Regions from separate parts of the Homo sapiens genome. Here region 2 is linked to region 1. A link is a contact called in ENCODE Hi-C data. All regions are on one chromosome and are shown on one strand. Each heading gives the region's core, a stretch centred on a gene start or an enhancer-like site at or near the end of the contact. The rest is flanking DNA. Distances are from core to core; before and after follow the strand shown.

Region 1 (2,700 bases), core at 34-2,533:
CTACAACCCAAGTCTGGCCAAAAAATATCCGTAGAAGCTTCCTCTGTGGGGCTTTCAGGAAAGCCCTATTGTTTTCCTGAGAAAAAGGGACAAGTCCAATCAGTACACATGTTTTGCCCTTGACCCCTCCCCTTCTTTCTGTGTAGAGTATGAACACCATGCTGGAGGGGCAGCAGCCCAGCTTTCCATTGTGAGGAAGAAAGTCAGGCATTAAGAGTAGCGGAGAAAAGTTACAAGGAGGCTGGGACCTTGTTTTCTGTAAGCAGCTGCCTCAGCCCTACCTCAAGACTTCTATAATGTGAGAAAAAGAGAAAAAACCCTATTTGGTGAAGCACTATGTTCAGTGACTTGCAGCTAAGTAAAATTTTAACTGATGCAGGCCGGGCGCAGTGGCTCACACCTGTAATCCCAGCATTTTGGGAGGCTGAGGCAGGTGGATGACTTGAGGTCAGGAGTTCAAGATCAGCCTGGCCAACATGGTGAAACCCTGTCTCTACTAAAAATACAAAAAATTAGCTGGCATTGTGGCAGGCACCTGTAATCCCAGCTACTTGGGAGGCTGAGGCAGGAGAATCGCTTGAACCCAGGAGGCAGAGGTTGCAGTGAGCCGAGATTGCACCACTGCACTCCAGCCTGGGTGACAGAGTGAAACTCCATCTCAAAAGAAAGAAAGAAAGAAAGAGAGAGAAAGAAAGAAAGAAGGAAAGAAAGAAAGAATCAATCCCTATCTCTACTAAAAATATGAAATTAGCTGGGTATGGTGGCACGTGCCTGTAATCCCAGCTACTCAGGGGGCTGAGACAGGAGAATCGCTTGAACCCGGGAGGTGAAGGCTACAGTGAGTCAACATTGCACCACTGCACTCCAGCCTGGGTGAGACAGAGTGAGACTCTGTCTCAAATTTTTTTTTTTTTTTTTTACTGATGCAACTAGAAAATAGAGGAAAATGTGAAAATTATAAGCCTCCGGAAAAACTTGACATATCTTGACAATATTGGCAGCCAAATGTAGCTGGTCATTAATATAATTTTCTATATCTATGTGCTGAAACAAAATAGCCACATCTACCTTCAAATAATTACACAAATCTATAATTATGGAACAATCTAAATACAATAAAAGAAAATACAGAGAACAATGAGGATATGTAATTGAGTGACCAGATCTGGTCAGGGAGGCTTCTCTGAGGAGCTGAGATCTGTTCTGAGACTAGAAGGATGAACAGGAGTTTATTAGGCAAAGGTGGTGGCCAGAGTGAGAAGCAGCAGCATGCATGAAGGCCCCAGGGCTGTAGAGAGCACAGTGCTTTTGAGGAACTGAAAGTAGTGCCCTGTGACTGAAATATTGAGAGTAAAAAAGAAAGTAGCACAAAATTAGGCTGGAGACATAAACAGGGGCCAGATGATGCTGGGCCCTGTGGTCAGTTTATATTAAGGATTTGGGTCTTTATCCTAGATCAATGGGAAGTCACAGAAGATTCTAAACCTGTAGCGTGACTTGGCCAGATTTGAGTTTAACAAAACAAGTGACATTCAAATCATATGAACTAGGACTGGAGATGTGAGGCTGCAGGTGACGTGGGGAGCCTATTTTGATACCAGCAGAGGATGTGGGCAAGGTGAGAGATGAGGACAGCTTGGATTAAGGGGTGTAGTGGAGGTGGAGAAAAGTTATGGGATTTGAATACCATTTAAAATGTAAAACTTACAGGGCCTGGTGATGGAGTAGACATAGATGTTGCTGGGTGGAGGAGTTCCAAGAGGACTCCTCGATTCTGGCTTGCAAAACTGGATGTCCAGTAGGGGATGGGGGTGGCATTTACCAAGAAAGGAAACCTGGAGGAGGCCTGAGTTGGGTGGGGGGCATCACGGTGAGTTCCCACTGAACACACCGAGCACGAGGAGCCTGGAGACACCCACGGGGCTATGGGAGTAGGTGGTGTGAGTAGGATCTGGTGCTTAGCCGAGAGGTCTGGGCTGGAAGCATCAGCATTTAGATGGAGTGGATGAAGTCATAAATCATGAGATCATTTAAGGAGAGAAGAGAGTGAACAGAGAAGCGGGCTTAGGACCAAGCTGATACCAAGATGAATAACCTTGTTTTCACCCTCAAGAAGCTTATGGCTGTGTAGAGGTGATGAGCTATGCACATATGTAATTACAGTATAGTCAGAAAAGGACTTACACTCTACCAATACCATAAACGATGCATTCGGAGGAGGAAAACATTATACCAGCTGAAGGGATTAGCAACAACTTCATGGAGACACATTTAAGACCATCTTTTTTTTTGGTGGGGGTGGGGCAGGGTCTCACTCTATCGCCCAGGCTGCAGTACAGTGGCATGATCATGGCTCACTGCAATCTTGAGCTCCTAGGCTCAAGAAATCTTCCTGCCTCAGCCTCCCAGGTAGCTAGGACTACAGGTGCGTGCCACCAAACCGGGAAAATTGTAGAGATAGGGTCTTGAACTCCTGACTCAGGTGATCCTCTTGCCTTGGCCTCCCAAAGTGCTGGGGTTACAGGCATGAGCAACTGCACCCAGCCTTAAGACGATCTTTGCTGTATAGCTAGAATAAAGTGAGGTGGATGAGGGTAGCGATGGGCTTCCAAGTGGAAAGAGTGACTTGATGAAGGGTATGAGGCTGAAAAACCAAGACCCATGGCAAACTTCAGGGAGTTTAGCTTATCTGGAGATAGG
Region 2 (2,700 bases), core at 110-2,609, 2.5 Mb after region 1:
TACTGAGCTGAGTGCCGAGGAGAAAAGGCTGAAAAAGACAAAGGATCAGCTCTCATGCAAGGCTTCTTTCCTTTCACGAGATGAGTGATTAGTGTCTTGTGTGATGCATGCCAAGAAGGTGTCCCCTGGGTATGGAAGCATAGGAGAGTGGCATCCAAGTCATGCTGGGCAGTCAGGAAGCCTGTCTGGAGGAGGAGGTGGCTCAATCTCGAAAGACAACAGAAATTTATTAAATGTTAAAAGTAATCAAGGGGTGCAGGAAGAGCATACCAAGTCAGAGAAAACAGCTTGATCACAGTCTGCATGACTCTGGCTGAGTTTTTCCTCTTCAAGAAATTTTCTGAAAGCTTAGTAATTAAAGATGGCTACAGAGTTAGACTGTTCCTTCCAATCTTTTCATTTTAGAGGAAGCATGAAAGAGAAACAATCAGATAAATATGGTAGGCATGAAGCACAAAAAATAGGCCAAATCTCAAATTGCTCTCAGCAGTAATTTTTTTTTTTTTTTTTTTTTTTTTTTTTGAGACGTAGTCTCACTCTGTCACCCAGGCTGGAGTGCAGTGACACAATCTCAGCTCACTGCAACCTCTACCTCCCAGGTTCAAGTGATTCTCCTGCCTCAGCCTCCAGAGTAGCTGGAACTGCAGGCATGCACCACTATGCCCAGCGAACTTTTGTATTTTTAGTAGAGACAGGGTTTCACCATGTTGGCCAGGCTGGTCTGAAACTCCTTACCTCAAGTGATCCACCCACTTCAGCCTCCCAAAGTGCTGGGATTACAGGCATGGGCCACCACGCCCGGCAGAGCAGTAAATATTTGTATGTGCCAAATACTGGGGGCAAAAGGGAAGGGCTTCTTTGCCACATAACACAACTGGCACTTAGGGGTGGTAATGCTGACATTCTGTTTCATTCAGTCAGGAAATGAACTCCTCATACAGGCTATATTGAATAGTAATAATGGTCACCTGAAGCTGTTGGTGTTTGGCCTCCCCTGGAAGCAAGATATCTGTATGAAAGACCCACACCTAAGAAGTAATACTGACAAATGTCAGACATTTGATTGGCACATTATCTGAGGAGAGGGATTAGAGAAAGTTCTAAGTATCCATGACTCATCTATTCCTTACAATCAAAATCCAAATCATGACTGTTAATGTCTTTGTAAATGAGTCAGACCTGCTGTGGTTCAGAGACTTTTCATTTTATGTTGATTTCTAAGAATTGCATAGTTTAAGCCACCTTGACTTTTATAAGCGTAGAAACAGATGGGGTTTAAAGTAAGAACTCATTAACTGCCAAAAAATAAAAAAAAGAAATCGAGAGCTTTAACATGACATGATTTTCTGCCTGAACAGTTTCAGTTCTGCTTGTTGTGGCACTACAACAGCTCACGTGCATGAACTGTCCATCGTACATTCTGGCTTCAGAGTCTGTGGTATGAAATCCTGGTACTGATTACAATTCTTACTATTAGAGTATGTACCATGTTAGTGCATTCATAATGAAAGGTCATGAACTATTACCAAGGGTGGTGAGCACTGCTCAAGAATAGATGGTTGCTCCTTTGGAGGAAAGAGGGTTGCTTGGAGTACCCTGTCCGCCTCTCATAACAATCACTTAGTCTCAGTGTCTGGAGGGATGGGGGCACCACTGAGCCCATGAGGGATTAGTCACCAGGAGATAAACTGTGGTGACCTCAGATCTTGACTCAGGACTCGTTCTTAGCAGCCAGGGTCCTCAGTCTCCTCTGTGAGGAGGACACAGTGGCCATGTCCTGGGCTCTCTGCTGCTGCTGGACACTTTCCTGAGGTTGCTGCCCTTCATGAAGGGGAGCAGCTGTGATGTCAGCAACCAGCCTGAAGAGGGACTTACTAGGGAATGTTTCCAAGCCAACTGCTAATGCTCCCACCTATTATTTGGGAAGCATTCATTTCCTCAGATAAGCCTCAGAACAGCCCAATGCAAAGAAAACTTGATTTCATTAAAACAGAGCTAGGGGCCGGGCGCGGTGGCTCACGACTGTAATCCCAGCACTTTGGGAGGCCAAGGCGGGCGGATCACGAGGTCAGGAGATCAAGACCATGCTGGCTAATGTGGTGAAACCCCGTCTCTACTAAAAATACAAAAAAATTAGCCGGGCGTGGTGGCAGGTGCCTGTAATCCCAGCTACTCCGGAAGCTGAGGCAGGAGGATGGCGTGAACCCAGGAGGTGGAGCTTGCAGTGAGCCGAGATAGCGCCACTGCACTTCAGCCTGGGCGACATAGCGAGACTCCGTCTCCAAAAACAAAAAAAAAACAGAGCTAGGTATCTTATATTAGCTTTACAGAAAGAGGATTTCAAGCAAGCTTCGAAGAAATGTAAGAACAGAGCTTGTTAAGATGCAAGTTGCGGGGGAAAGGCCAGTAAATCTGAGAGAAACAAGAAACCCAAAACAAGAAGACAGGCCTCAGAAATCTCATCAGGCTTGAGTAGGAAATGGGACACATAATCAGATAACAGACACCACACTGCTTTGTAGTCTATACATTTATTGAGTAAAAACAAAATCAGTGTCAGACACGTTATATTTGATTGGGTTCAAATTTGGCTGATGTCCAAATGCAGCAGAGAAGAACGGTGGGGCGAAGGGACACAGTGTTGCTGACAAGGTGACACTGAACAAAACAGTTTTCCTTTAATTGTAAAAGCGGGCATCG

Evidence for each region. A loop is a pair of places that touch in the nucleus more often than their neighbours do. Pooled maps may share reads with other maps.
Region 2: a map with no recorded cell type shows a loop between it and region 1 (19-fold over the local background). The contact joins two enhancer-like sites. A Hi-C loop is called at or near these places in 3 of 37 single-sample maps with no recorded cell type and 2 of 50 pooled maps.

The regions. Positions count from the first base shown.
Region 1 is chr10:92,741,113-92,743,812 of GRCh38, forward strand. No RefSeq gene overlaps it. Among named protein-coding and RNA genes, the nearest start is that of HHEX, 53 kb to the left of the region's middle. RefSeq lists an enhancer at 1,356-1,695. Within about 2 kb of position 1,284, at least 4 of the 41 ENCODE cell types and tissues checked have a DNase peak (open chromatin) inside an H3K27ac peak, as active enhancers do.
Region 2 is chr10:95,235,057-95,237,756 of GRCh38, forward strand. PDLIM1 (PDZ and LIM domain 1) reads right to left here. Exons shown (of 7, transcript NM_020992.4): 7 at 2,516-2,700. Among named protein-coding and RNA genes, the nearest start is that of ACSM6, 42 kb to the left of the region's middle. Within about 2 kb of position 1,360, at least 7 of the 41 ENCODE cell types and tissues checked have a DNase peak (open chromatin) inside an H3K27ac peak, as active enhancers do.